Linked DNA regions of Homo sapiens: region 2 is linked to region 1. Evidence: chromatin loops called from intact Hi-C (ENCODE). Cell type or tissue: tibial artery. All regions are shown on one strand. Each heading gives the region's core, and the rest is flanking DNA. Links, peaks and the distances in the headings are about the cores only.

Region 1 (16,147 bases), core at 5,450-13,449:
GTCCTTAAACTAAAAATATGAATCATTGACAATAATTTCAAAAGAATATAGGATGAATCAGAAGCTACAAATAACTGCAAAATCACTATTATACAGCTCCTGTCTCTGAAGAGCTCACAGTAGCTCATGAGAAAAGGAATTATTTTAAATTTAATAGAGAGCCCACGGTAAAACCATCCACCTCCATTCACTCAGTAAATTAATATAGCTCCATAACAATCCCTTTAAAAAATCTTTTTCTGACCACTCCCTGCAGTAGTTTTCTCTTGATTCTGGACATCTGCTTTTAGCCCTTCTTCCAAGCAGGGAGGGGCAGGAGGACACCATTTTTAAACTTCCATAACCAATTAATGCACAGGCTACTTTCAGCAAATATGTTCATCCTTTGCAAGAGACCAACTCCTACACGACCCATTTAAAACCTCTCTTTAATATTAACAGTGGAAAAGAAACATATTACATAGAACCCCTTCGAACACATTATTAAGTAGTTGGAATGGTTGGTGTGATTTTAAAGTTACTGAAAAGATGAATCGAACATTCTCCTCTGCAATCCAACAACTCTACAATCTCCAGTAACAACCCCCTTACAAGTCCTTCAGTTTCATTTCCCTTCCTGGATTGAGAGCCTGGGGCAAAGGGGAATGAAAAGGTGACAAATTAAAGTTTCACCCACACATGCAAGTGCAGGTTAGAGAGAGAATTAGGAAATTCTCAGAAAGGTTGAAATGCATCTTTACAAAAAGAAAAAGAAGGAAAAAAAAGAGACTGGGAGAATGAGTTTCCCCCGTGGCCTTCCTCGCGTCTTGCCCTGCCCTAATCGAGGTCGGAATGGCAAAGGTTGCAGTCTCTCCCAAACCCCAAGGTCTCTCGCAACACTTCCCAAACCTCCATCCCCAGGCCCGGCCCGGAAAATGACGCCCCGGCGGTTATTCCGTTTAATGTCAACTCATGTTAAGGAAATAGCCACTCCGTCTAATTCCAGCGGGGCCTTGGACTGGGATCCTCCCTGCAGCCCACAGCCGGGAAGCAGGAGCGATGGGGCCTGGTCCCGGCGCCCCTCGCCGGCTCCAAACTTTCCCCAACTCCAGGCCCACCTGTCACGGAGGAAGGGAGGGCCGGCTCTCGGGGGCGCCCGGGAGGCTGCCGAGGCCTCCAGCTGCCTGGGGGCCCCCGTCTCTCCTCCGGCCGCCGGCCCCAATCCCAGGCCGGGGCCGCCTGGGCCTCCCCCATCTTCTGCCCGGCCCCTCAGCGACCCGCAGCCCTCAGGGAGCCCCTCCCGCCTCAGCGCCCAGGAGCTGCGGTCCGGAGCCGGCCCCGAGCTGGGCCCAGGTCGCAGGCTCCTCAGGCCAAAGGGGTCCCCAGGACGGTTAATGCCCCAGGCCTGGAGTCCTCCCCCGCCCGGGGCTCAGCCTCTCACCTGCCGCCGCCGCCGCCGCCGCTCCACGCTCCTCCCGGGAGGGGCCCCGACCCGACCCGGCTGCGGACCGCTCCGCTCTCCCCCTGGGCAGGCCCGGGGCGGAGCCGGGGCCTCTCCTGAGCGCCGCAACCCCCCGCCCGGGCAGCCGCCGCCGGCGCCGGGCTCCACGAGAGGGCGGGCGGGGGAGGGGGGGCACGAAGGCCGCAGATCCCCGGGCTCGCGTACAGAGCCAGGCGCCCGACGCGGGCCCGGGCCCGGGCGGCCGCGGGGGGCGCGGGACCGGCCTCCTGGCGCCGGACAAAGGCCAAGGGAGGCGCAGGAGGGCCCAGGCCGGGCCAGGAGGTGGGGGCCCGCTCGGCTGGGGGCCACTCGGGTGCGGCGCGGAGGGCGGGGGGGTCGGAACCGCTGGTGCCCAGGACCCGCCTCCGGCCCCTTAATCCGGATCGGTTCGGTCCGGATTAGTAGTGATCGGTGTAAACACACTAGTGAAACCGCGTGTTTCCTCGCGAGATTTGCACGGCTGGGAGGCGGGGGGGGTCCTGGGGGGGTGGGGGAAGCGCCGACAGTGGGGGAGCAGGGGGAGGGGACGAGGAAGGTGGGGGGGGGTCCCCGCTGCCCCGGCGCCCCGCCTTCTCCAATCAGCGGCCGCGCTGCCGGGCAGGGGTTAACCAGGGGACCCCGCGCCGGCGGAGGAAGCCGCGCCTCGCCGGACGGCTGAGGGCGGGCGACGGGCGGCGCCGGCTGACGGGCCGCAACGCGAGGGGAGGTCCGGCGGCCCGGGGCGCCCTGCGACTGCCCGAGGCCGGAGGCCCGGAGGACCCGCCGCCGCCTTTGTGTCGCCGGCCCCCGCCCCGCTGGACTGGCCCGGGCCGGGGCGGTTGGGCCGGCGCTGAAGGGGCTTGGCCGCCCGGGTCCACCCGTTCCCGGATCCGCCTCGCCGGCCCCCGCGCCCGCCCAACCCCTGCCCAGCCCCTCGGCTCCGCGAGTTTGGGTGAGAAGTGCGGCGGCTTTTCCCAGGGATGGAGTTTAGAGGACGCTAATCCTATGTGTGAGCGGCGGACCCCGCCCGGACTTCCCGGAGGCGCCCGGTTAGTGAGGCGACGGCGCCCACCCGCGTTCGCGGGCTCCCGGCCGCCACTCCCCGGAGCCGCCGGCCCGCCCCAGCCCCGCGCGTCGCCCGGGAGGGCGGGCTGCACTCCCTCCACGTACCTGGCTGGCAGAGCGTCTCCAGGGACAAAAGGTGCCCTGGGATCAAAGCCGAGCCCCCGCCCCCGCGGGGATGCTGCCCTCCGGAAGGAGGGGCGCTGCCCCCAAGGTACTCTCCCCGGGCACCCAGGGGGAGGTTCCATTTCAACCTCCGATGAAAAACACGGCCCTCCCGGGTACTTAGGAGGGTCTGAGGGTAAGTGCCAAGATGGAGAAAACACGCCGGCCCCTCACAGAGTATCTCCTGAGGAATGAGAACTATCTAGCGGGCAAGGAGGGCTTCCTGCATAGCAGAGGGCACCCCCTCTGATCCCCCAAGGCCAAGGGAAAAAAATCACTCTTCACCGGCGCCCCTGAGCCAGGACAGGCTCCAGTGCAGCCACCCACCTTATAATTTTCCGCGGATGCTGCCTTGATCAGATGTCTGAAGATGACTTTAAGGACTACAAGCAAATCTCAAGGGAAAAATTCAGACCTTGAACAACAGCCTTGAACTTTTTCAGGGTTAGACAAGTACTCCCCAGTGGAGTTTCTGCCCTTATTTCTTCGTTCTTCTCTTAATTCTTCCATATTTTAACAGAACACAGACCTGCCGAAACGACACAGGATGGCTCTTTGCTTTTTGTTAGTTCTCCAACCTTCCAAACCCTTGGGGCACATGCAAGCACTGTGGAAAAACTTCATTAAACCAAGAGTCATCTTACTCCAGATCCCAGACTGCTTGGGAAGTTGGACATGCATATTCCCAAAGAGAACAGTGTTGGAAGAAGACAGGAGAGCAGCTCGCGGGTTGGGGGTAGAGGGTAGGAAAAGAGGGCAAGATGGAGGACTACCACTCGAGGCCAGCCTCCACTGCCTGTTAGGGCGGTAGAACCTAAGAGCCGGTCCAAGGCAACACAAAAGACAGTGAGGCTAGGTCTTTAATTGCAGCCAACGATCAAGAAAGCAACTCCATCAAATGACACTGTCTTTTTAAAAAAAATTTTTTTTTTTTGAGACAGAGTCTCGCTCTGTCGCCCAGGCTGGAGTGCAGTGGTGCGATCTTGGCTCACTGCAACCTCTGCCACCCGGGTTCAAGCAGTTCTCCCTGCCTCAGCCTCCTGAGTAGCCGGGATTACAGGCACGCGCTACCAGGCCCGGCTAATTTTTTTTTTTTTTCTTTTTTGGTAGAATCGAGGTTTTGCCATGTTGGCCACGTTGGTCTCGAATTCCTGACCTCAGTTGATCCGCCCATCTCAGCCTCCCAAAGTGCTGGGATTTCAAGCGTTAGCCACCGCACTCGACCAAATGACACTGTCTTAAATGATTTAATGTCTTAAATCGGGAAAGGAGAGTAAGAGAAAGCACTCAATGGAGTCAGAGGTGTCTTGCAGCCTAGCTCTTTCCACAGACAAGCCACATGGGCCTATCATCTAACCTTTTCAAACTTCTCCAACTGCTTCTGTGATGGAGGGATTTGGGCTAGAGGATCTTTTTATTTTATTTTATTTTATTTTATTTTGGTGACAGAGTCTCACACTGTCGCCCGGGCTGAAGTGCAGTGGCACAATCTCAGCTTGCTGCAACCTCTTTCTCCTGGGTTCATGCGATTCTCCCGCCTCAGCCTCCCAACTAGCTGGGATTACAGGCGCACACCACCACACCTGGCTTATTTTTTGTGTTTTTAGTAGAGACGGAGTTTCACTATGTTGGCCAGACTGGTCTCGAACTCCTGACCTCGTGATCCGCCCACCTCGGCCTCCCAAAGTGCTGTGATTACAGGCATGAGCCACCGCGCCTGGCCGATGATCCCATTTTTCAAAGTAGGCTGGGTGCGGTAGCTCACGCCTGTAATCCCAGCACTCTGGGAGGCTAAGGCGGGTGGATCACTTGAGGCCAGCAGTTCGAGACCAGCCTGGCCAACATGGTGAAACCCCGTGTCTACTAAAAATACAAAAATTAGCTCGGCATAGTGGTACGTACCTGTACTTTCAGCTACTTGGGAGGTTGAGACAGGAGAATTTTGCTTGAACCCAGGAGGCGGAGGTTGCAGTGAGCCAAGATGGCACCACTGCACTCCATTCTGGGTGACAGAGTGAGACCCTGTCTCAAAAATAATGATAATAAAATAAAAGTAATTATTTAAGGCTGGGAGCGGTGGCTCACGCCTGTAATCACAGCATTTTGGGAGGCCGAGGCGGTGGATCATGAGGTCAGGAGGTCGAGACCATCCTGTCTTAACACGGTGAAACCCTGTCTCTACTAAAAATACAAAAAAATTAGCCAGGCGTGGTGGCGGGCGCCTGTAGTCCCAGCTACTCGGGAGGCTAAGGCAGGAGAATCGCTTGAACCCAGGAGGCGGAGGTTGCAGTGAGCCGAGATCACACCACTGCACTCCAGCCTGGGTGACAGAGCGAGACTCCGTCTCAAAAAAAATAATTATTATTTAAAATAATCATTGGGCCTGGCGCGGTGGCTCACACCTGTAATCCTAGCACTTTGGGAGGCCAAGGCGGGTGGATCACGAGGTCAGGAGATTGAGATCCAGCCTGGCCAACATGGTGAAACCCCATCTCTGCTAAAAATATTTTTTAAATTAGCTGAGCGTGGTGGTGGGCACCTGTAATCCCAGCTAGTCGGGAGACTGAGGCAGGAGAATCGCTTGAACCTGGGAGTCGAAGGTTGCAGTGAGCCGAGGTCGTGCCACTGCAGTCCACCTGGCCAACACAGCAGGCCTCTCTCTAAAATAATAATTATTATTATTGTTATTCTTGACAGGCCAGTGTAGAACAGGTGGGGCATCTGTGGTATGACAGAACTGGGTTCCAATTCTGTCCCTTCACCTGTCCCAGGTTCCTCATCTGAAAACTGTGACCCAGTAAACCTAATTTCATGAGCAGCTTTCATTAAAATTGAAATAATGTTGGAAAATGCCTTGTAACCGTGCTTGATATAGAGTAGTTACTTAGCCAGTTATTTCCTCTCTTCTTCCAATTCCTAACAAAATGGAAAAACGTTTGGTTGCTAGGAAAGAGCTCTAAGGGGATTTTGTTGTTGTTTGAGACAAAGTTTGGCTCTATCGCCCAGGATGGAGTGCAATGGCACAATCTCTGCTCACTGCAACCTCCGCCATAGACAGGAGCCAAGCATAGTGGCGTGCACCTGTCTGTAGTTCCAGCCTCTTAGGAGGCTGAGGCAGGAGGGTTGCTTGAGGCCAGGAGTTTGAGTCTAGCTTGGGCAATATATTGAAACCTTGTCTCTTAAAAAAAAAAAAAAAAGAGGCCAGGTGTAGTGGCTCACGCCTGTAATCCCAGCACATTGGGAGGCCGAGGCAGTGGATCACTTGACCCCAGGAGTTGGAGACCAGCCTGGGCAACATGCAAACTTCCGTCTTCTAGGCCGGGCGCGGTGGCTCAACACCTGTAATACCAGCACTTTGGTAGGCCGAGGCGGGCAGATCACGAGGTCAGGAGATCGAGACCATCCTGGCTAAGGTGAAACCCAGTCTCTACTAAAAATAAAAAAAAAATTAGCCGGGTGTGGTGGCTGGCACCTGTAGTCCCGGCTACTTGGGAGGCTGAGGCAGGAGAATGGCATGAACCCAGGAGGTGGAGCTTGCAGTAAGCCGAGACCGCACCACTGCACTCCAGCCCAGGCAACAGAGCTAGACGCCCTCTCAAATAAAAGTAAATAAATAAATAAAATTATGTCATTAAAAAAAAATACAGGGCCGGGCGCGGTGGCTCATGCTTGTAATCCCAGCACTTTGGGAGGGTGAAGCGGGTGAATCACGAGGTCAGGAGATGGAGAGCATCCTGGCTAACACAGTGAAACCCCGTCTCTACTAAAAATACAAAAAATTAGCCGGGCAAGGCAGCGTGTGTCTGTAGTCCCAGCTGCTGGGGAGGCTGAGGCAGGAGAATGGCATGAACCCAGGAGGCAGAGCTTGCAGTGAGCCAAGATCCCGCCACTGCACTCCAGCCTGGGCGACAGAGCGAGACTCGGTCTCAAAAAATAATAATTAACAAAAAAAAATACAAAAGTTAGATGCGCATGTTGCCATATGCTCGTGGTCCCAGCTACTCGGCAAGCTGAGGTTGGGAGATCACTTGAGCCCAGAAGGTGGAGGTTGCAGTGAGCTGAGAACCCACCATTGTACTCCAGCCTGCGTGTCAGTGAGATTCTGTCTCAAAAAAAAGAAAAGAAAAAAAATCTAGGCTATGCTCCCTAGTATGGGAAATCTAGTCTAGTCATTTGGCAGAATCAGGCTTTGCGGGCCATATTGTCTCTGTCGTAACTACCAACTCTGCTGGTTAAAAGGGAAGTAGCCACAAACAATGTCTGAATGATGGATTATGGCTGTGTTCCAATAAAACTTTATTTGCAAAAACAGGTTGCTGGTTGCAAGGTAGTTTTCCAACCTCTACGTGATTCTCAGACTTTAGGTTGCATCATAATCACCTGGAGGGCTTGTTCAAACGCAGATTGCTGGGCCCCACCCCCAGAATTTTTTATTCAGCCAGTCTGGGGTGGGGCTGATATTTGTATGTCTAACAACTTTCCAGGTGAGGCTGGTTGATGATGGTCTGGAAACCACTTTGAAAACCTCTGAAGCTTTTCTCAACTCCCTTTGTGTACCTAAAACACTTTATCCCTACTGTAGATGTAGTATTTAGCGTGTTATATTAGTTTAGTGATTGGTGTGTGGGTCTCTGGGAGCCTTTCTGAATCACCTCCCTAGCCTAGTGCCTGACAATAGCAATTTGCTCCCCATTCATTGACTGAACTGAAACCAGAGGGTCATGGTCATCATCATTGTTCCAAGCCATAGATAGAAGATGAAGTCACCACCCCCGATCTCAGAGCTCATCAGAGTAGAGCTTGGGCTGGACTATGCCCTTCTCTGCAGTGAGCAGTTTTCTCTGTGGAGCTCTGCAACCTGGAGCCAGCCCTGCCTGGGGTAAGAGGAAAAAGGACTCCTTCCCCCCAGCCCCACAGCCTGTACGCAAACACACCAGGAGACATGACCTGCTCAGAGGAGACCTGGAACCAAGGGAATAAAATGAGAGTGGGTTGGGGGCTTGGCTGTTTGTTATTTTTTTGCTTGTAAGTGGACAATTTGTGGTGTGGTGTGTGAATTTGGGGTCTTAAATCCAGATAGCTGTCTGCTGTGGACAGCCACTGTTTCTGAATTACAGGGCATTTCAAGTGACCTGTGGTCAGGATGTTTTCTCTCAGATCAGGCAAAATCAATTGGTCCTGATAATAACCAGGGGAGTTGTACTTTCCCTATCTTGAGTAGAAGACACAGCTCCCAGGTCCACCTGTCTCTCCTGACTGCCCACCTCCTGGCTTTTTTTTTTTTTTTGAGACGGGGTCTTGCTCCGTCGCCTAGGCTGGAGTGCAGTGGTGCGATCTCAGCTCACTGCAACCTGGGCCTCCTGGATTCAAGAGATTCTCCTGCTTCAGCCTAGCAAGGAGCTGGGATTACAGACGCGTGCCACCTCGCCCAGCTAATTTTTTTTATTTTTAGTAGAGACGGGGTTTCACCGTGTTAGCCAGGATGCTCTCGATCTCCCGACCTCGTGATCCACCCACCTTGGCCTCCCAAAGTGCTGGGATTACAGGCATGAGCCACCGTGCCCGGCCAGCCTCCTGGCTTTTATCCTGGGGGCACTGCAAGTAGAGCCAGGCATGTGGCCCATGCATCCTTCCCAGCCTCTCTTTCCTGCTGGGCATGGAGGAGGAGGCACTGCCAGGAGCTCCCCACAGACAGGCGCTGCTTACTAATGGGTTGGCTGCAAACTGTAGGCATAACAGTTACCTTCCTCTTCACGACCCCTAGGCCTGACGAGGCTTACACAGGAATTTCTTTGATTTGTGAAGTCTTAAGACTATACTGCTGGGCGCGGTGGCTCACGCCTGTAATCCCAGCACTTTGGGAGGCTGAGGCAGGCGGATCACGAGGTCAGGAGATCAAGACCATCCTGGCTAACACGGTGAAACCCCGTCTCTACTAAAAACACAAAAAATTAGCCGGACATGGTGGGGGGGCGCCTGTAGTCCCAGCTACTTGGGAGGCTGAGGCAGGAGAATGGCACGAACCCAGGAGGCAGAACTTGCAGTGAGCCGAAATCACACCACTGCACTCTGCACTCCAGCCTAGGCGACAGAGTAAGACTCTGTCTAAAAAAAAAAAAAAAAAAAAAAAAAAAAAGACTATACTACCTAATCTTCCATGCCTCGCTCTTTCCACGTTAATAGACAAAACCAGGAAAAAGGACTGCTCCCCCTCCTGCTCTTGACTGGGCTCCATAAGAACTGCCAAAAGGCCAGGCAGTATTTGCTACTCTTCTGGGGTTCACTTCTGAAAGGTGCGACCCTGCAACCTAGAGCACAGGGAAGTTAGGACAGCAGAGGAGCCGGGCCGAGCCGACGCTGGCTTAGAACTCTTTCTGATACTCCCTGTTCCCGCCAGCTCGTTAGCCCAGCCTGCCAATCAGTTTTGCATCAATAAACTTTATGTTCTGAGGTTGGCCAGATGAATGAGAGGAGAGCAGCTAAAGACTGATCTCTGACCTTGGCACATAAACAGCCTCCAGATTGGACTTGACAGTTAATAAAGGAAAGGCCCTGCAATTCTCTGATGCCTTTTTGCCTTAATTAGATTGAGCATTCAAAGGCTATGGGGAAATCTTCCATTTGAAGAGAAAAACCTCACAAGACAGGAAGTCACTTCACTCATTCATTCTTTCAGACTGTCAATCATTCGGTCTACAGTCACTGGCATTTGTCAAATGCCCTATTACCTGTGCTCAGCACTATGCTAACTGCTTTTGAGTCGAGTGGCTGCAAGAATTCCAGAAGTCCATGCCGTGCTCTTCTGGAAGACTGCACAGCCAGGCAGTCAAGAGCACAAGCTTCAGTTTAACATATCTGAGCTCAAATCCTGATTCTGCCATGTGACTTTTGGCAAGTTACTTAAACTCTCTGCCTTTAGTTTCCTCTTGGAGTAAATAATACCAACCTCCACAGGCTGTCATCAAGGCCAAATGAGACCATCTGTGTAAAGTGGGCAGCACAGAGCCTGGTGCTTGGCAGATGCCTGGTGGCCATGAACATGACAGTGCCTGCACCTGGCTGAACTGTCAGGCCGAGAAGCTTCCCTTCCTTCCCTCTCTCCCCTCCCCCATTCCTGGCATGCTGCCAGTCACTGGGGAGCTGGTGATGACTCACAATCCCTGCCCTCAGTGATATTATAAATCTATTGTTGGCCGAGCACTGTGGCACAACGCTTGTAATCCCAGCACTTTGGGAGGCTGAGGCAGAAGGATCACTTGAGGCCAGAAGTTTGAGACCAGCCTGGGCAACATACCAAGATCCCGTCTCTACCGAAAATTTAAAAATTAGCCAGGCATGGTGGTGTGCACCTGTAGTCCTAGCTACTTGGGAGTTGGGAGGCTAAGGCAGAAGGATCGTTTGAGCCTCGCAGTTCAGGGTTACGGCCTGGGTGAAAGAGGGAGACCCTGTCCCTTTAAAAATAAAAATAAAAAAAAACTATTGGCCAGGCACTATTGGCTCATGCCTGTAATACCAGGACTTTGGGAGGCTGAGGCAGGTGGATCACTTGAGGCCTGGAGTTCAAGACCAGCCTGGCCAACAGGGTGAAACCCTGTCTCTACTAATAATACAAAAAATTAGCCAGGCGTGGTGGCACATGCCTATAATCCCAGCTACTCAGGAGGCTGAGGCAGGAGAATTGCTTGAACCTGGGAGGCAGAAGTTGCAGTGAGCCGAGATCACACTGCTGTACTCCAGCATGGACAACAGTGGGAGACTCCCTCTCAAACGTGCACACACACACACACACACACACACACACACACACACACACCAAAAAACAGGACGGCCGGGCACAGTGGCTCATGCCTGTAATCCCAGCACTTTGGGAGGCCAAGGTGGGCAGATCATGAGGTCAGGAGTTTGAGACCAGCCTGGCCAATATGGTGAAACCCCGACTCTATTAAAAATACAAAAATTAGCCAGGCATCATGGCACGTGCCAATAGTCCCAGCTACTTGGGAGGCTGAGGCAGAAAAATCGCTTGAACCTGGGAGGTGGGAGGTTGCAGTGAGCGGAGATCGTGCCACTGCACTCCAGCCTGGGCAACAGAGTGAGACTCAGTCTCAAAAAAAAAAAAAAAAAAAATTCCCTGAACCCTTTCATGCTATATTTGCTCGCACATACAGGTTTCTTCAGTGTTAACCGTGTTCATCACATTGATGTGCTGTTTCACTTCATGCTGTGTGATGTGAACTTCGGCCAGAGCAAGGAGAAAGCAGTATATACTCTGAAAAGGACCCCGCACCGTGTTCACCCAAACAGCACCTCGTCATGCATCTCAGAGCCCTCGGCCTCTGGGCCACCTCCTCACTCCCCCAGGGGTGCTCTGAAGCCTTAAACAGTCTGCTTTTCTTTTTCTTTTCTTTCTTTCTTTCTTTTTTTTTTTTTAACAGAGTCTCGCTCTTGTTGCCCAGGCTGGAGTGCAGTGGTGTGATCTTGGCTCACCACAACCTCTGCCTCCCGGGTTCAAGCGATTCTCCTGCCTCAGCCTCCCGAGTAGCTGGGATTACAAGCATGCGCCAGGGATTACACGCCTGGCTAATTTTGTAGTTTTAGTAGAGATGGGGTTTCTCCATGTTGGTCAGGCTGGTCTCCAACTCCCGACCTCAGGTGATCCACCTGCCTCAGCCTCCCAAAGTGCTGGGATTACAGGTGTGAGCCACCACACCCGCCTCTCTTTTTTTTTCTTTTTTCTTTCTCTTTTTTTTTTTTTTTTTTTGAGAAGGATTCTCGCTCTGTCACCCAGACTGGAGTGCAGTGGCGAGATCTGGGCTCACTGCAACCTCCACCTCCCGGGTTCAGGCGATTCTCCTGCCTCAGCCCTCTGAGTAGCTGAGACTACAGGTGCCCACCACCACGCCCACCTAATTTTTTGTATTTTTAGTAAAGACGGAGTTTCACCGTGTTAGCCGGATGGTCTCACTCTCCTAACCTCATGATGTGCCTGCCTCGGCCTCCCAAAGTGCTGGGATTATAGGCGTGAGCCACCATGCCTGGCCAGCAGTCTGCCTTTCACGTGCCTCTTTGTATTTATTGGTTTTTTTGTTTTTTTTTTTGGAGACAGAGTCTCAGTCTGTCGCTCAGGATGCTGGAGTGCAGTGGCACAATCTTGGCTCACTGCAGTCTCTGCCTCCCAGGTTCAAGCAATTCTCCTGCCTTGGCCTCCTGAGTAGCTGGGACTACAGGCACACGCCACCACACCCGGCTAATTTTTGTATTTTTATTAGATACAGGGTTTCGCCATATTGGTCATGCTGGTCTCGAACTCCTGACCTCAGGTGATCTGCCCACCTCAACCTCCCCAAGTGCTGGGATTACAGGCATGAGCCACCATGCCTGGCCTTCTTGTATTTATTGGTTTTAATCCTCAATTAGAAACGTCTTAGGCAATTGTCTAGTTTTTACTAGCTATCTTTAATTCTTTTTTTTTTTTTAAGTGAAATGAAGTTTATTAAGTAAGTAAAGGAATAAAAGAATGGCTACTCTGCCAGGTGCAGTGGCTCACGCCGGTAATCCCAGCACTTTGGGAGGCCAAGGCGGGTGGATCACTAGGTTAGGAGTTCAAGACAAGCCTGGCCAAGATGGTGAAACCTCGTCTCTGCTAAAAATACAAAAATTAGCCAGACGTGGTAGTGGCGCATGCCTGTAATCCCAGCTACATGGGAGGCTGAGGCAGAGAATCGCTTGAACCTGGGAGGCGGAGGTTGCAGTAAGCCGAGATCGCGCTATTGCACTCCAGCCTGGGTGACAAGAGCAAAACTCCGTCTCAAAAAAAAAAAAAAAAAAAGGAATGGTTACTCCATAGGCAGAGCAGCCACTATCCTTAATTCTTAAATAACCCAGGCTCGTGCTATTCAGTATATGCTTCCCATCACTTCCTAAAGGGACCATGAGCGTACTGGAGTTCAGAGTCCTTTGAGATCTCCTAGTTCAATCTCCTCATGTTACAGATGGAGAAACTGAGTCTTGGAGGTGTGGGGACTTAATCTTTCCTCTTGTCTCCCTCCCTAAACCAATAAACAATCTTCACCCAGATCGTCAACACAAACCCACAAATCCCACCAGTTTTTCCCTGCGGGAACCTCCCCATTGCTCTCCTGGCCCTTCTTAGCAGAGAGCCCCATATCCTACGTAGAGTACAGAGGGGAAGTCATCAGACAGGAAAGCCCCCCACCAAGTTGCCCATCTGACGTGTGGCTGCCCCACACTGGGCAAAGGCCACCCTCCAGGCCCTCACTCTGGGCCATCCACCTGCTCCTCCAGGATTCTGCCCTGCACCTCTCACCCCTGGCTGACATAATCACCTTCTCCTCCTCCCTTCCATGAGCATTGCTTTCAACACACATTTATGCTCCCATTCTTCAAAAAATTTCTCAATTGTATGAAACTTTCTCTTGACCCTGCTAGTCACCCTTCCTTTTTGTAATTAAAATTTAAAAAAAATTTTTTTTGAGGCGGAGTCTCACTGTCGCCCAGGCTGGAGTGCAGTGGCCCGATCTTGGTTCACTACACGCTCTGCCTCCCGGGTTCACACCATTCTCCTGCCTCAGCCTCCCGAGTAGCTGGGACTACAGGCGCCCACCACCATGCCCAGCTAATTTTTTGTATTTTTAGTAGAGACGGGGTTTCACTGTGTTAGGATGGTCTCAATCTCCTGACCTCATGATCTGCCTGCCTCGGCCTCTCAAACTGCTGGGATTACAGGCGTGAGCCACCGCGCCTGGCCTCTTTTTTTTTTTTTTTTTTTTTTTTTGAGACAGATTCTCGCTCTGTTGCCGAGGCTGGAGTGCAATGGTGTGATCCTGGCTCGCCGCAACCTCCACCTCCTGGGTTCAAGCTATTCTCCTGCCTCAGCCTCCTGAGTAGCTGGGATTACAGGCACCTGCCACCACGCCCGGCTAATTTTTGTATTTTTATTAGAGACAGGGTTTCACCATGCTGGCCAGGCTGGTCTTGAACTCCCGACCTCAGGTGATCCGCCCACCTCGGCCTCCCAAAGTGCTGGGATTACAGGCGTGAGCCACCGTGCCCGGCAAGCCCGGCTAATTTTTGTATTTTTAGTAGAGATGGGGTTTCACCATGTTGGCCAGGCTGGTCTTGAACTCTTGACCTCAAGTGATCTGCCGGCCTCGACCTTCCAAAGTGCTGGGATGACAGGCGTAAGCCACCGCACCCAACTTAGTTTTTTTTTGGAGACAGGTTCTCAGTCTGTCATCTAGTCTGGAGTGCAATGGCAAGATCTAGCTCACTGCAACCTCCGCCTCCTGTGTTCAAGCTACTCTCCTGCCTCAGCCTCCGGAGTAGCTGGGATTACAGGCAGGCGCCCGCCACCACGCCCAGCTAATTTATTTATTTATTTATTTAAATTTTTTGAGACGGAGTTTTGCTCTTGTTGCCCAGGCTGGAGTGCAATGGCGCAATCTCAGCTCACTGCAACCTCCGCCTCCTGGGTTTCAAGTGATTCTCCTGGCTCAGCCTCCCACGTAGCTGGGATTACAGGCATGCACCACCACACCCGGCTAATTTTTTGTATTTTTAGTAGAGACGGGGTTTCACCATGTCAGCCAGGCTGGTCTTGAACTCCTGACCTCAGGTGATCCACCCGCCTCGGCCTCCCAAAGTGCTGGGATTACAGGAGTGAGCCACTGCACCCGGCTGCACCCAACTTTGTAAGGAAATAATTAAGCTGAAAGAGGAGTTGAAAAAATATTAAAATATTCTTCACCTAGATTTTTCCAATTAGCATTTTGCCATCTGTGCTTTCTCTGTGTATGGGGTATGTGTTTAATTTTTTGTTATTGTTGGAGCACTGGAAAGTTTCAAGTATCTACTCTTTCTGCCCTAAATACTACAATGTGTGTCTCCTACAGTTTCTCTCTTACCACACACCATTATCACACACAACAAATTCAGAGCTGCTATATATTATCTAATACAGGCCAGGCGTGGTGGCTCACGCCTGTAATCCCAGCACTTTAGGAGGCTGAGGCTGGAGAATCACTTCCTGAGCCCAGGAAGTTGAGGCTGCAGTGAGCTCCCTGCACTCCATCCTGCATGCCAGAGTGAGACCTTGTCTCAACAAAAAAAGGTATTATCTAATATGGAGTCCATTTTCCAATTTCCCCATTTGCCCCCAAAATGTCCTATATAGCTATTTTTTTAAGTATAAATATTTTTTATTTCAGAGATAGGGTCTTGCTCTGTCACCCAGGCTGGAATGCAGTGGTGCAATTGTAGCTCACCCACAGCCTCAACGTCCTGGGCTCAAGCCATCCTCCTGCCTCGGCCTCCGAGTAGCTGGGACTATACCCGGCTCATAGCTGTTTTTTAATCCAGAGCCCAGGCAGGGATGAGATGAGGCCAGGCACTGGTGATCATGCTGTTTTACTCTTCCTTCCCATCCCAATTTGGCTTCCAGATTCCTCCCTCCACCCAGAGGGCTCTGGTCAAAGTCAGGAGCCACTTGCATTACCAGATCTAAAGGATCCTTCTCGCTGGGCGCGGTGGCTCACGCCTGTAATGCCAGCATTTTGGGAGGGCGGAACACCTGAGGTCAGGAGTTAGAGACCAGCCTGGCCAACATGGCGAAACCCCATCTCCACTAAAAATGCAAAAATTAACTGGGCATGGTGGGCGCCTGTAATCCCAGCTATTCAGGAGGCTGAGGTAGGAGAATCACTTGAATCTGGGAGGTGGAGGTTGCAGTGGGCTGAGATGGCACCATTGCACTCCAGCCTGGCCAACAAGAGTGAAACTCCATCTCAAAAAAGAAAAAAAAAAGAAAGAAAGAATCCTTCTCTATCTTGTCTTCATTCTCTGTCTTCAGCAGGGACTCAACAAGGGCAGTTTCCTCTGAGTTTCTGGTTCACAGCACATTCCCATTTCCTCCCTAACTCAGAGATTTGTGGCTTCAAACACCAGTTGTGCACTGATGCCACCCACACTTCCAGCATCCAGGGGCGTCCAGCCCTGACCTGTGTCCCCCACTCCAGACTGACATGTTCCACTGCCTTCTCCACACTTCCATGTGTGTGTGCCATGGGTACCTCAATGGGTCTGAACAGAAGTCTTCATGTCTTCCCTTCTTCCCCAGCTCAGGAGCAGAACAGCACGACCATCACCACCATTTATCCTTGATAACAGCCTTTCCTTTCCCCCTCCAGCCCCTCCACCCACAGGTCCTCTTGGACCCACCTGTCTCCATCCTCACCTACATCGCTGAAGCCTGGCCCCCCATTCAGAGTCCAGAAGTATCCAGGGCCCTCCATGTGGCTCTCAGCTCTTGCCCCACCTCCACAGTACACTTTCCACAGTGCTAATCTCTTTAAAATGTAAATCAGATCTGGTCACTCCCTCCCTTAAAACCCTTTCATAGCTGCTCATTGGAGTGAAAAAAAAATCTCAGCTCCTTCTGGCTTA
Region 2 (16,147 bases), core at 4,627-12,626, 71 kb before region 1:
GCTTACAATCCAAAACAAGATTTACTAAACACTTGGTAAATATTTGTTGAAAGAAACTGTTGAATAAACAATCATATAATAAATACACAATCACAATTAGGATAAGTGCTAAAAGAGCATATAACAAGGCACATAACCTAATTTAGAGGGTCAGGGATAAACCTTTAAAAAGTTTATGATTTGAGGCTGAGCACAGTGGCTCATGTCTGTAATCCCAGCACTTTGGGAGGCCGAGGTGGGTGGATGACCTGAGGTCAGGAATTCAAGACCAGCCTGGCCAACATGGTGAAACCCCATCTCTACTGGAAATACAAAAAATTAGCCAGGCGCAGTGGCGCACACCTGTAATCCCAGCTACTGGGGAGGCTGAGGCAGGAGAATCGCTTGAACCTGGGAGGCGGAGCTTGCAGTGAGCCAAGATTGTGTCACTTCACTCCAGCCTGGGCAACAGAGTGAGACTTCGTCTCAAAAAACAAAAAAAAGTTTATGATTTGAGGCTGGGTGCGGTGGCTCAGGCGTATAATCCCAGCACTTTGGGAGGCTGAGGCAGGTGGATCAGCTAAGATCAGAAGTTGAAGACCAGCCTGGCCAACATGGTGAAATCTCATCTCTACTAAAAAAAAAAAAAAACAATACAAAACAAAAAAAATTAGCCAGGCGTGGTGGTGGGCGCCTGTAATCCCAGCTACTCAGGAGGCTGGGGCATGAGAATTGCTTGAGCCCGGGAGGTGGAGGTTGCGATGAGCTGAGATCACACCACTGCACTCTAGCCTGGGTGACAGAGCAAGACTCCGTCTTGCGGTGGGGGTCTTGGGGGGGAGCACCAAGTCTATATAATTCCAAATAACTAAATATGTTCTCTACTCTAGGATGCAGCAAATCCAATCTTTCCTTACTAATTAAGGGTCATCATTATGAACCTCAAGTATTATAATGCACTAGGATACAAGCATTTGTATAACTGAAGATTTCCTTCAGTTATCATTTGATTGCTTTTACAATCCTCTCCTTTTACAATGTGTTTCTATTTTTTTTTTTTTTTTTTTTTTTTTTTTTTTTTTTTTTTGAGATGGAGTCTTGCTCTGTCACTTAGGCTGGAGTGTAGTGGCACGATCTCGTCTCACTGCAAGCTCTGCCTCCCAGGTTCACGCCGTTCTCCTGACTCAGCCTCCCGAGTAGCTGGGACTACAGGCACCCGCCACCACTCCCGGGTAATTTTTTGTATTTTTTTTTTAGTACAGACGGTGTTTTCACCAGGTTAGCCAGGATGGTTTCGATCTCCTGACCTCATGATCCCCCCACCTCGGCCTCCCAAAGTGCTGGGATTACAGGTGTGAGCCACCGCGCCCGGCCCTACAATGTGTTTCTATACAAATGACTGTCTGAACTATATTTATAATAAGAGCCAATAAGAATCAAATGATTAGACTGGGTGCAGTGGCTCACACCTGTAATCCCAGCACTTTGGGAGGCTGAGGTGGGTGGATCATGAGGTCAGGAGTTCAAGACCAGCCTGGCCAACATGGTGAAACCCTGTCTCTACTAAACATACAAAAAAAAATAATCTGGGCGTGGGGGCGGGTGCCTATAATCCCAGCTACTCAGGAGGCTGAGGCAGGAGAACTGCTTTAACCCAGGAGGTGGAGGTTGCAGTGAGCCGAGATCATGCCACCGCACTCCAGCCTGGGCGACACATCAAGACTCTGTCTCAAAAAATAAAAAATAAAAAAAAGAATCAAATGATTAAAAGACACTTCTACAGATTTCTAGATATATGGTATATTGGTTTAAATATGCTTATATCTGATTCTAAGTTTTCTTCCAGCAAACTGAGGGTGTTAGAAAGTGATGTAGTGAGATATTTCTAAATTAAAGCTCACATAGGGCCGGGTGCAGTGGCTCATGCCTGTAATCCTGTCACTTTGGGAGGCCAAGACAGGCAGATCATGAGGTCAGGAGTTCAAGACCAGCCTGGCCAATATGGTGAAACCTCGTCTCTACTAAAAATATAAAAAATTAGCCAGGTGTGGTGGTGCGTGCCTGTAGTCCCAGCTACTTGGGAGGCTGAGGCAGGAGAATCGCTTGAACCTGGGAGGCAGAGGATGCAGTGAGTCGAGATCGTACCACTGCACTCCAGCCTGGGTGACAGAGTGAGACTCCAGCTCAAAAAAAAAATAAAAATAAAAAAGACACACACACACACACACACACACACACACACACATATATATATATATGGCCCAATGATAAGTAAAATGCAAAAGTAAACTGAGGAAGTAGGCAGTTAGGAAGTTCAAAGTGTGAGCACTTAACTTCCGTGGAATACCGTAAACAAAAAACAGTGTGCGCACTTTCCTTAACACCATGCTGCAGTATAAGCATTTCTGCTCCAATACACTAGAAGGGTAAAGAAAAGCCTCAAAAACTTAAAGCACATTCCAAAGGACTTTAATTACCCATAATGCAAGTTCTGAATATAATACAAACAATCAGATACCAACAGAGAAATAGAGAAGACAAAGGGGAATCATAGACTATCTAAGGTTACCATTTATTCCTATGCAGCAAATACACCCCTCCATTGGTTATTGATCATCAGCCTACCCGGGTCTGTCTGTGCTGGATAGAGATCTGCTTTTGGGAGTTGTAGGAATGGCTCTGTGTTGCCAGATCCCATAGAAGAGGGATCCAAAGGCCCTTTACAGATTTCTTGATATATGGTATATGGGTTTAAATATGCTTATTTCTGACTCTAAGTTGTCTTCCAGCAAACTAAGGGTGTTAGATGTTTCCAAATTAAAGCTTTCTGTAAAAATACACATATAAATAGCTCATTGATAAGTAAAAATGCAAAAGTTAACTGAGGACGTTGGCAGTTAGGAAATTCCTCAGTTGGGAAGCAGAAAATCCTCATGAAAATGAAAACAATGTTTTCAAAAGGTAAAAGGTACTACACAATATAGGGATCTCATGTGACAATGCTCAGATCCGTTAGAGAAAAAAATGCTGTAACTGATCATTCATTCAACATTAAATGTGACCCTCTGTGCCTGGTCCTGTGTTAAAATCTAGAAATGCCAAACTGGAAAACAAAGAGACTATGTTACCAAAAAGAAAAAAAAAAAAAATCCATGCCAACACCTAATCACTCTAATCCCTCATTCCACTAAGCTAAATACATTTTCAAGACAACCCCAACAGCACAAAAGGAAAAATCCAAGACGAAAAAACAATACCTAATCATAAGAGTTAAAAGATAATTCAATAAACAACTTTAAAAGTAAAGTATCAGTTTAGCACTTGATTTTCAATAGTTTATAGTATGAAATGACAAACTGCTTTGGTTCATTTCATAAACTGAAACTCTGCATTTAGATAACTGTATTAAAGGTTCTTAAGATGAAAAAAATAAAATAGGTTCAGAGAGGATCAAAAGTATACTGTAGCTACAAAAATTAAAAAAGTAAAGAACATGAATAATCAAATTGACAAAATAAGATTATCAAAGTTTAAAAATTTAATAGGTGGGTTAAATATCAAAATGGACACAGCTGAATACACAGCCAGTAACCTAAAAGACAATGTCAAGAAAATCTCCCAGAAGAGGCCGGGTGCGGTGTCTCATGCCTGTAATCCCAGCACTTTGGGAGGCCGAGACAGGTGGATCACCTGAGGTCAGGAGTTCGAGACCAGCCTGGCCAACATGGTGAAACCCCGTCTCTACTAAAAATATTTTTAAAAATTAGCTGGGTGTGGTGGTATGTGCCTATAGTCCCAATTACTCGGGAGGCTGAGGCAGAAGAATCGCTTGAACCTGGGTGGCAGAGGTTGCAGTGAGCCAAGATCACGCCACCGCACTCCAGCCTGGGTGACATGGTGAGACTCAGTCTCAAAAAAAAAAAAAAAGAAAGAAAAAGAAAATAAGAAAATCTCCCAGAAGATAAAACAAAAGGTTAAATGGAGCACAAAAGAAAAGAAACATGAATAGCACAGAGACCCTGAAACTATCTAATGGCTTTCTAGAGAAAAGAACAGAGGAAATGAAATAATCAAAGAAACAGTAAAACAAAATTTCTCTGAAATAAAAAACCCTTTTCATTATGTAAAAAAAAAAAAAAAACAATCAACAAACTCAAAATAGGGAACTTTCTCAGCCGGGTGCAGTGGCTCACGCCTATAATCGCAGTACTTTGGGAAGCCAAAGCGAGCTGATAGCTTGAGCTCAGGAGTTCCAGACCACCCTGGCCAACATAGCAAAACCCTGTCTCTACAAAAGAAATTAGGACATGGTGTGGTGGCTCATGACTGTAATCCCAGCATTCTGGGAGGCCAAGGCGGGCAGATCACTTGAGGTCAGGAGTTCAAGACCAGCCTGGCCAACATGGTGAAACTCTGTCTCTACTAAAGATACAAAAATTAGCCAGGCACAGTGGTGTGAGCCTGTAATCCTAGCTACTCAGAAGGCTGAGGCAGGAGAATTGCTTGAATCTGGGAAGCAGAGGTTGCACTGAACTGACATCCATGCCACTGCACTCCAGCCTCAGTGGCAAAGGAAGACTTTGCTCAACAAACAAACAAACAAACAAACAAAAAATCAGCCGGGCGTGGTGGCACACACCTGTAGTCCCAGCTATTTGGGGAGGCTGAGGTGGGAGGATGGCTTGAGCCCAAGCAGTTGAGGCTGTAGTGAGCCACAATTAGGCCACTGCACTCCAACAGCCTGGGTGACAAAATGAGACCCTGTCTTTAAACAACAACAACAACAACAACAAGAGGAACTTTGTTAACCTAAAAAATGACCACCTCTGAAAAACATACAGTAAACATGATACTTTTTCTCTTTTTTTTGAGACAGTCTCTCGTTCTGTCATCCAGGCTGGAGCGCAATGGCACAATCTCAGCTCACTGCAACCTCCGTCTCCTGGGTTCAAGCAATTCCCCTGCCTCAGCCTCCCAAATAACTGGGATTACAGGTGCACACCACCATGCCTGGCTAATGTAATATTTATTTTTAAAGACCTCATATTTTCCCTTAAAAATCATGAACAAGAAAGACAAGGATGTCCCAGAAAAACTGGATGATACCTTTTTAACTTTAGCTAATATGTTTACACACAGAATTTTCTTTACAATTAACGTTTTAAAACTTGCTTAAACCTTTAAAACAATCCCAGCACTTTAGGAAGCTGAGGTGAGTGAATCACAAGATCAGGAGTTCGAGACCAGCCTGGTCAACATGGTGAAACCATCTCTACTAAAAATACAAAAAAATTAGTTGGGCATAGTGGCAGGCACCTATAATCCCAGCTACTCGGGAGGCTGAGGCAGGAGAATCGCTTGAACCCGGGAGGCGGAGGTTGCAGTGAGCTGAGATCGCACCACTGCACTACAGCCTAGGCAAAAGAGCAAGACTCCATCATGACAGATCAACATACAAAAATCAATTGTATTTCTATACTCTAGCAATGAGCAATCTGAAAATAAAACTAAGAAAACTATTCCATTTGCAATAGCGTAAAAAGAATAAATACTTAGGAATAATTTTAACAAAAGAAATATAGGACTATATATTGCAAGTTGCAAAACATTGTTGAAAGAAATCAAAGGGTCCTAAATAGATATTTTGTGTTCATGGATTGAAAGACTTAATACTGTTAAAAAGGCAATACTTCTCAAATTGATCTACGGATTCAACACAATTGCTATCAAATCCTATCTGGTTTATTTATAGAAACTGAAAGGATGATCTTAAAAATCACAGGGAAATGCAACAGATCCCAAACAGCCAATACAATCTTGAAACCCAACAAAGTTGGAAGGCTTGCACTTCCCAATTTCAAGACTTATTACAAAGCTACAGTTATTCAGACAGTGTGGTCCTGGCATAAAGACAGGTGGTATGGTTTTTTCTGTGTCCCCACCCAAATCTCATGTTGAATTGTACTCCTCATATGTCAGGGGAAGGGTCTGGTGGGAGCTGATTGGATCACGAGGGCATATTTCCCCCTTGCTGTTCTCATGATAGTGAGTGAGTTCTCACGAGATCTGATGGTTTAAAAGTGCATGGCACTTTCCCCTTCACTCTCTCATTCTCTTTCCTGAGAAGAAGGTGCTTGCTTCTCCTTCACCTTCTCCCATGACTGTAAGCTTCCTGAGGCCTCCCAGTCATGCTTCCTGTTAAGCCTGCAGAACTATGAGTTAATTAAACCTCTTTTCTTCATAAATTACCCAGTCTCAGGTAGTTCTTTGTAGCAGTGTGAGAATGGGCTAATATAACAAAGATATAGATGGAGCAGATTTAGAGTCCATAAATAAACCTCTTGCTGTAAGTCAGTTCATTTTTGAAAACGGTGCCGACAGTTCAATGGTAAAAGCACAGTATTTTCAACAAATGGTGCTGGGACAATAGGATATACACATGCAAAAAAAATGAAGTTGGAACTCCTTCCTCATACCACACACAAAAATTAACACAAGATGGAAAAAAGACCTAAATATAAGAGCTAAAAGTATAGAACACATAGAAGAAAATATAAGAGTAAATTTTCTTGACTTTAGGTTAGGTGAAGCCTTGGCTACAACACTAAAAGCATAAGCAACAAAAGAAAAAAAACAGATAAATTGAACTTTTCTCAAAATTAAAAACTTCTGTACTTCACAGGACACCGTCAAGAAGTAAACTGACCACCCACAGAATAGAAAACCTTTGCCAATCATATAGTTGACAAAGATCTAATATTCAGAATATATAAAGAATGCTTAGAACTTAACAATAAAGGCAACACAATTTAAAAATGGGTAAAGGATTTGAATAGTGATCTCTCCAAAGAAGATGCACAAAAGCCCAATTAGCAAATGAAAAAATGCTCAACATCACCAGTTTTTTGGGGAATGCAAATCAAAACCACAATGAGATGCCACTTAACACCCACTAGGATGGCTATAATGAAAAAGAGAGACAATAGCAAGTACTGGCAAGGACATGGAGAAATTGGAATGTACTGCTGCGGGGAATGTAAAATGGTGCAGCTGCTGTGGAAGAGTCTGGCAGTTCCTCAAAAACAGTTACCATATGACCTGGCAATTTCACTCTCCAGCATATATCCAAAAGAAACGAAAACGTATGTCTACACAAAGTCTTATACATGAATGTTCATAGCAACATCATTCATAATAGCCAAGAAGTGGAAACAACCTAAATGTCCATCGACTGGTAAAAGGATAAAGCCGTGACCAACTGGCACCAAAAAAGAACGATTCTATTTACTGATGTACACCCATGAAAATCCATGAAGCCATGATAATCAAAGAGAAAGCTATTTGTCACAGCTATCAAACAACTCCCTACTTTAAAAGTTAAAAAAAAATTTAAAAGCCTCATTAGTAATTAAAAGGAAAGAACTAAGCATTTAGCCTGTCTTTCTAGAAATGTATGTCAGTGTAGAGCAACAGGCACAGATGATAAGAAAGTTCTATTTTATAGATGCTAATAGACATGTTATAATGCTAATTTCGCTATCTAGCAAAATGTTAACATGTTTTTTAAAAATGCCTATTTAACTATTTAGAGATAGGAGGTCAAGATTTCTGAATTGTATTTTAAAATACTTTGGCATAAAAAAAGCAAACTACCTTTTTAAAAAATCAAGTTTTGAAGAACATCTGCATAATGTTAAAAGACACAAGTTTTAAGGAAACAACAGACTTGCCATTAAGGGAAAAAAAGATCCAGTAGACCTTGACAACCAGAACTGTTTCAATCTAAACTAATTCAATGTCTCTCTTCTTTTCAGTGAGTCCAATAAAATCATTTGGTTTTGCAATGCCAAACAATGAAACAATCATAATATTGTAAATGTTCCTTCTTTTCAAGTCTTAGAATAATTTACAAAGCAGAAAAGACTCAATTGTAGTTAAAATAACAAACTAAATATCAAACACTCATACTGTAACAATAACTAAACAACTGAAAAAGAAAGAAAGACTGGGTGAAAGTTATGTTAAATTTGTCTTTCATAACGAGGAGTAAACAGATCTTACTTAAAGTTGATTAAATAAGGCCAGGTACAGTGGCTCAAGCCTCTAATCCCCACACTTTGAGAGGCCAAGGTAGGAGGATGGTTCAAGACCAGCCTAGGCAACACAGTGGGACCCTGTCTCCACCAATAAATAAATAAGATTAAATAAGGAACACATTATTTGACATTAAAATGGTAATCCTTAGAAAATCCAAAACACAAACTGTTAACAGTAGTTATCTCTCTGAGAAATCCAAGGGAAGAATTTTACGCTTCTCCATCTCCTCAATTTCTTGCGGGTCATGTGCATGTTCTATTTTCATAATTTAGGAAACTATTTGCTTATGATTTTCCCTGACAACATTCTCACCAATAGAAGAGGAAATGACCTTTTTCTAATCCCTCTACATCTCCCTTCTTACTGGATCTTTATGTATGTTGTAATGCCATAAAGTTAAAAGTGAGAGGTCAGCTCAGATATCTTATTCTCTAGCCTGATATATATTGTCTTTGTACAAACAGATAGTCTTCATACTGGGAGCTAGTGTGGTGGTACAGAATGAGCACTAGACTGTGAGTCCAAATACTAATTTTTTTTTTTCTTTGAGACTGAGTCTCACTTTGTCACCCAGGCTGGAGTGCAGTGGTGCAATCTCTAGCTGCAGCTACTGTGGTGCACTCTAGTTGCAGCTACTCTGGAAACTGAGGCAAGAGAATTGCTTGAACCCAGAAGTTCCAAGGCTATAGTATGCTATAATGCTATGATTGCACCTGTAAATAGCCACCGTACCCCAGCCTGGGCAACATAGCGAGACCTCTCTCTTAAAAATAAAACCTCAAATTTCCTATGTTAAAACATAGAATTATGTAATAATTTTAAACATTTAAAAGATCAAATTCTTAATATTCTGCCACCTGCTATTTTTATCAACACATATTTAGAAATCTTTCATTGGTGTATATACAGCTACCTCACTTCTTTTGCCAGCTGTATAGCATTCCACTGTACAAATATATTACGATTCATTTAACCAGTCCTTCTATAAAGAATGCTTTTACTAACTCATGCAACATATAATTACACTGAGTGCCTATTAGAGCAGGTCCCGTTCTGGGCATTAGAGATACACAAGTGAACAAAGCAAAGTCCTTGACCTGATGGAGCTTACATTCCAGTGGGGGGAAGTCAGACAAAAGTCCATCATAGTACGTCAGCTGGTGTAGACTAAGGAGAAAAACAACGCAGGGCCTAGGAGCTCAGTAACAGGTGGGATGGGTGGGGAGAAGTTGCTATTTTATAGTGTGGCCAGGGTAGGCCTCTCTAATAGGGTAAATATAAGCAGAAACCAGAGGGAACTGAGAGAGCAGGGCATGATGATATATGGGTGAAGAATGTTAGGGCAAAGGCAACAGCCAACGCAAAGGCCCCGAGGTGAGAGCATCACTGAGAGAGAGTATTTGAGAAAACAAGGTGGCTAGCGTGCATGGAATCTGATGAGAAAGGTAGATGGTAGTAAAACATGTCAGGGTGGAGGAAAACAAACCATGCAGGGCCACTTTAAGGACTTTTCGACAGGGGAGTGGCATGACTGGACTTACGTTTCAACACAATCACTCTGCTTTGTTAAGAACAGATTAAAAGAAAACAAAGATCAAAGCAATGGGTCCAGTTATCTCAGTGGGAGACAATGGTTTAAGTTGGAGTGGCAGTAGTGAAGAGAATTAGAAGTGGTAAAATTCTGAACACAGGCCAGATGCAGTGGCTCATGCCTGTAATCCCAGCACTTTGGGAGGCCAAGGCGGGTGGATCACCTGAGGTTAGGAGTTCAAGACCAGCCTGGCCAACATGGTGAAACCCTATCTCTACTAAAAATACAAAAATCAGCTGGGTATGGTGGTACGCGCCTGTAATCCCAGTTACTTGGGAGGCTGAGGCAGGAGAACCGGCTTGAACCTGGGAGGTGGAAGTTGCAGTGAGCCCAGATTGCACTCCAGCCTGGGTAACAACGCAAGACTCTGTCTCAAAAAAAAAAAAAAAAAAAAAAATTCTGAACATATTTTGAAGGTAAAATCAATAAGCTTTACTGATAGATTTGGATTTGGCATATAATATAAAAAGAAGAGAAAGACAAGAATGACTCCAAGGATTTTAGCTGTAACAATTAGAAGGAGAAAAGTTGACAGTTATTGAGATGTAGAAGGCTGTGGAAGTCAGGCACGGTGGCCCACACCTAAAATCCCAGCACTTTGGGAGGCCAAACTGGGAGGATTACTTGAGTTCAGGTGTTCAAGAACAGCCTAGGTAACACACTAATACTCTGTCTCTATTAAAAAAAAAAAAAAAAAAGAAAAGAAAGAAAGAAGAAGAAAGAAGAAAGGAGAAAGAAGAAGAGGAAGAGGAGGAGGAGGAGGAGGAGAAAGGCAGCTGTAGGAGAAATGGGTTTCGGGTGGGGAACAGAAGGAAGAGTTCAGTTTTGAACATGTTACATTTGACATGTTTGTTAGACATAGAAAGGAAATGACTGGAGGCAACTGACACAGGCCTGAAATTCAGGGCAGAGCCCTGGCTAGACGCATAAACTTGGAAGTCCTCTGCACATAGGAGTTAAATTTTAGTAACAAAGGAACTAGATGAGATTAAGAAGGCTGGGTGTGGTGGCTCCCGTCTGTAATCCCAGAACTTTGGGGAGGCCGAGGCGGGAGGATCACTTGAGGTCAGGAGTTTGAGACCATAGAGGTCAGGAGTTGACCATGTTGCCTGGCCAACATGGCAATACTCTGTCTCTACTAAAAACAAAAATCAGCCAGGCGTGGTAGCCAACGCCTGTACTCCCAGCTACTTGGGAGGCTGAGGTGGGGAAATCGCTTGAGCCCAGGAGATGGAGGTTGGAGTGAGCTGAGATTGCACCACTGCACTCCAGCCTGGGCAACAGAGTGAGACCCTGTCTCAATTGAAAAAAAAAAAAAAAAAAAGAGAGGGAGGTTAAGAAGAAAATGAAGGTAGATAAATGAGTCTGAAGACAGAGCCCTGGAACACTCTAATGTTCAGAGATAGAGAATGTGAGGAAAAATCAAGAGTGGAAGCCGAGTGAAAGACCGTATGCTTAGAGAAGAAAGAAGTGATCAATAGTTGCTAATGAATTACGTCAGATGAGGTCTGATGCGAAGGTCATATCCTCTGAAATACTGGAAGGGAAACTGCTTCCAGATTTTTTGCAACAATAAACAATACCTCAATAAATATCTTTGTGTAATTTTATGGGAATGGAATTTCTGGACCCAAGGATATGTAAACTTAACATTGAGATACATTACCAAGTTGTCCACATGACTTCAACAATTTATAGACAGAATAAAACTGAATATATCTCTAAACTATCACCTACACCAAGAACTATCAAACTTATTAATCCTTGCCAATTTGCTAGGTCAAAAATGTTATCTTGTTTTATTTTGCACTTCTCTATGGCCAAAATTGAGCATTATTTCATGTTATTAGCCACTTGCCTTCTTTTCAAAAACAGTCTTTGCCTACTTTTCTAAGAATCTGCTTTCCTTTGCTGATTTACACTTGTATATTAATACTAACCCTTTTACTATTTTCTTTCCTTATACTACTAAGCTTATATGCTGGCTGGTACTGCTGAGAAGCAAAGAGAAACAAAACTGTACCAGAGCATTTAGACTTTTGGTTTTCATACTGTTTCCATGTTCCTTCTTCATACATGATCATTTTGTTACTAGTCTCTGCCACCTCTTTCCACATGAGAACAACACGGCTATAGCATCTGCTACTCCTCTGATAACGGAGTGCGTCAGCTGATAGGACTAAGTAGGTGGTCCTTCACGTGCATCCACCACAAGCCTACATACCATACTTTTTACAGAAGATGGAAAGGGGAACAAGTTCTTGCTGACCAAATCTTGTGTATTTAACTATGCTCATTACACAGTGGGCACTCAGTACGTATTTGTGGAGTAAACAAACAGAATTCCTCTCAAGTGAAAAAGAGGTCATTTTAATGCCTTAAAAATGACCAAAAGACAAATAACTCCCTAATTATCCAAGGTTTTTTCTGGAAAAGTAAGATCCAAGATAAAGATTTAACAAAGGCCAGGCGCGGTGGCTCATGCCTGTAATCCCAGCACTTTGGGAGGCTGAGGCGGGCGGATCACGAGGTCAGGAGATCGAGACCATCCTGGCTAACATGGTGAAACCCCATCTCTAATAAAAATACAAAAAATTAGCCAGGCGTGGTGGCGGGTGCCTGTAGTCCCAGCTACTCGGGAGGCTGAGGCAGGAGAATGGCGTGAACCCGAGAGGCAGAGCTTGCAGTGAGCCAAGATCAGGCCACTGCACTCCAGACTGGGCGACAGAACCAGACTCCATCTCAAAAAAAAAAAAAAAAAAAACAAAGATTTAACAAAAGTAAGTGTATGATAAACATTAACAATCTCGAAATGTGTGAATGACACACATACATTCTTTAGAACAATACTATAGCATACTGCATTCTCAAAGGAACTATTCCATACTGCTGTCAGTCCCTCTCACAATATTATATAGGTCAATTCTCCCATTTTTAAAGTATGTATATTTCCTTTGTTACCTGGGGATAGGATATACTGTCTTCACACAAGAAGTTTCCCCATTCCTTTGATGATTAAAGATCAAAACACTTCTAACATTAAACACTGAAATAAAAGTGAGCTCTACATACATTTAAGTAAGATTAATAAAAACAAGTAAGATAATGATTTATCTGTTTATTCCAGTACAGAGTGGTGAAAAGCCAGAGCCTATCCCAGGCAGCTCAGGGTGCAAGCAGAAACCAGACCTGGACAGGAAGCCATTCTGTTGCACACACACACCTACACTCACTCAGACTGGGACTCCGTAGACACACCAGTGAACCTAATGCACACATCTCTGGGATACAGGAGGAAACCAGAGTGCCCTAAGAAAACCCACACAGACATGGAGAAAACACGCAAACTCCACACAGACAGTGGCGTCAGCTCACAGTGTCTAATTAACACTATCACGAAACCATGTTGAATGAAATGACGTTATTCAAGGAGCGTTGTATCTCTTTCTTAAGGTAAAGCTATCATAACTATAAGAAAACATTCCATATCATGCACAATAGTTTCCTATCTGGTTAACTGTTTTATTATTTCTATTTCCTTTCCTTAAGACAACCACCATTTTCAGCACCTTTTTGAACACAGTTGGTGGAGTGTGGATTGGAGACTTATAGACACCACAGGATAAATAAACAGGAAACTTAAATTATAACTGGACAAAATGAACCAGTAAGAGGGACAAAATCTGGATGAGTGGTGACTTAGTTGTGAAAGATGCCCCTGAAAGTGGAATAGGAATACGGCGACGGGGCTTTCTGTTACTCTGGCACCCTTGGCAACAAACAGGTGACCTGGCAGGGCCCAAAAACCAGGAAAAGTAACATTTGGTTCAAATTGCACTCATAGCGCCTTATGAAATGAGGTCAAACTTTCATAATACTCAAATTCTTGTTCTTCAAAGATAGAGAAAGAAGTAAGCTGAAAGGAGCGAACAGGTAGCCAAATATTCCTGAGAAAGGTTAAGTGTACCAACACTCTGAAGGGGTGAGAAAGCAAGTGTGTACATAGCCCAAATACTACACGGGGTAAATGACCAGTAACTTGCTGTGAGAATGCCTGCCTACATACTAAAACTGTACTGACTTGAGTATTAACTTACATAGATGATGGCTGGAACTCGGAGACTCTATTTTTAATTATATCTTGGTTACTAATGGAATTTGATCTGTATTTTCTTCTTTGTCAATCTAAGATTATGCTTTCCTTCCTTCCCATTGTGGGTTCAGGCTTTGACAAAGCAGTCTCCCTCAGGAGCTTGAACCAAGGGAGACTGGGAAAAACACAATATATTTAGAAGTGATGTAGAATTAGACATGTTTGGGAATGATGATAAGGGGAGATCACATTTTAAAAAAAAGTATTAGAAATGTCCCTATCTCTCTATCAAAATAATTAATCCAACCTCATCAAGGAGCACTAGGGCAATGGAAAGGATATGAATTAACTTAGGCTTTGTACTCACTGAAACAAAAGTGAAGCAGAGGCCAGCTCCCCTTTGCGCCAGCTGCTCTGTGTCAAGCCGAGGTTTTGCTAGCATCACTGACATGAGGGTTGGCAGAGCAGACTGCTCCTCCGTTGCCTCCTTTGCAGCACTGCCATCTAAACCATAGAGGGGCTGTTCTACTCGTCGCTGGAAAACAGTAAAGAAACACACAAATGACATGAGAAAGATAATCTGATACTGCCCAAACATGCAACGGGTTAAAAACAGTTATCAAATATAAGATGAATGGTTTATTTAAAAAGGCCTCTCTAAAAATAATTATGGAGAGCATACCAACATTATCATTGTATTATAACCTATCTAAAAATGTGACTATCTTACTCAAATTCTTTGACATTATATTTTAATGGTTCTATATTTATGAGAGTCTGAATTTACATGTTACTTTGTAGAATTCTACAAATCAACTTCATAATGCCCTCAACCCTACACAGGAAATATTATTTCTATCCTGTAGGTAAATGAAAATTAAGACATTGTCCCATGACTTTTTTTTCTTTTTTCTTTTTTCTTTTTTTTTTGAGATGGAGTTTCATTCTTGTTGCCCAGGCTGGAGTGCAATGGAGAGTCTCTGCTCTCACTGCATGCAACCTCTGTCTCCTGGGTTCAAGCGATTCTCCTGTCTCAGCCTCCCAAGTAGCTGGGATTACAGGTGCCTGCCACCACGCCTGGCTAATTTTTTTGTATTTTTAGTAGAGACGGGGTTTCACCATGTTGGCCAGGCTGGTCTCGAACTCCTGACCTCAGGTGATCTGCCCGCCTCAGCCTCCCAAAGTGCTGGGATTACAGGCATGAGCCACCGTGCCTGGCCTGTCACGTGACTTTATAGGTGAAGCTTATTTCACTCTCAATTCTGTTCTTGCTGTACTATATTTAGATGCAAAAATCTAAAATAAATGCAAGCAAAACAAGTTCCACAGTATACTAAAAGGATAATACATCACAATTACGCATAACTCACTCCAGAAACCTAAAAATGATTCAACATTAGCAAATCTACTAATGTAATTCATTACATTAACTTTAGGGAGGGATAAATTAAGATTCTTCCTGTTGGATACCAAAAAGGATACACACACTGTTAGGCAACTCTTAAAAGACTGGAATTGGCAAGGCACAATGGCTCATGCCTGTAATCCCAGTACTTTGGGAGGCCAAGGCAGGCGGATCACTTGAAGTCAGGAGTTCAAGACCAGCCTGGCCAACGTGGTGAAACCCATCTCTATTAAAAATACAAAAATTATCCAGGCGTGGTCGTGGGCACCTGTAATCCAAGATACTCGGGAGGCTAAGGCAGAAGAATTGCTTAAACCCAGGAGGCGGAAGTTGCAGTGAGCCCAGATTGCGCCACTGCACTCCAGCCTGGGTAACAGAGAGCGACTCTATCTCCAAAAAAAAAAAAAAAAAAAAAAAAGACTGGAATTATCCACTTTTAATGCAATGAAGAGTATGTTTTTCAAAAATTAAAATATCATAATTAATGGTGCTAAGACTGGAGACCCTTTCAATTAAAGCTAGAAAACAAGACAAAAGTAACACATTCTCATATTAAACGTTATTATGAAAGTTTTAGCCAATGTAAAAAAGAAAAAAATGAAGTAAAAATATTAGAAATTAAAGATTTTTAGTGTCATTTTTGGATGATATAACCATTCACAAAGGAAACCAAGCAAATCAATGGAAAAATTACTATAACAATTAAAAGGAGCTCAGTAAGATGGCCAAATACAAAATAAATACACTAAAATTGATAGCTTCCCCAACTGATTTTAATCAGAGCATGTAACAGAAGGAAAAGCAGATTCAAAGTAGCAAACAAAAATCTGTAAAATACTTGAAAGCAAACTTAAGAAACATGCAGAACACCTTTGAAGAAAAACTATACAGCTTCACAGATGAATATAAAAGATGATCTAAGTTAAACGGTAATATCATGTTCCTGGGTTCAGATTCTACAAACATCAAATTTCTCTAAAAC

What was found. A loop is a pair of places that touch in the nucleus more often than their neighbours do. Peaks named below come from ENCODE experiments on the same cell type or tissue, not always from the same donor. Only the 100,000 strongest peaks of a DNase experiment are listed, where the experiment ranks them.
Region 2: it touches region 1 in a loop (10-fold over the local background); 2 of 110 quality-filtered maps call a loop at or near these places.

Annotation. Positions count from the first base shown.
Region 1 is chr17:62,464,564-62,480,710 of GRCh38, reverse strand. It overlaps TLK2 (tousled like kinase 2), which reads right to left and starts at 1,886. Exons shown (of 22, transcript NM_006852.6): 1 at 1,421-1,886. RefSeq lists silencers at 1,122-1,511, 2,002-2,301, 2,482-2,621, 2,732-2,781 and an enhancer at 15,844-16,147. In tibial artery, for the core only: no CTCF peak of the experiment used is centred there; a DNase peak (open chromatin) is centred at 9,777; H3K27ac peaks cover 762 bases.
Region 2 is chr17:62,534,318-62,550,464 of GRCh38, reverse strand. It overlaps TLK2 (tousled like kinase 2), which reads right to left. Exons shown (of 22, transcript NM_006852.6): 7 at 14,128-14,295. Among named protein-coding and RNA genes, the nearest start is that of TLK2, 64 kb to the right of the region's middle. RefSeq lists an enhancer at 4,504-5,004. In tibial artery, for the core only: no CTCF peak of the experiment used is centred there; no DNase peak of the experiment used is centred there.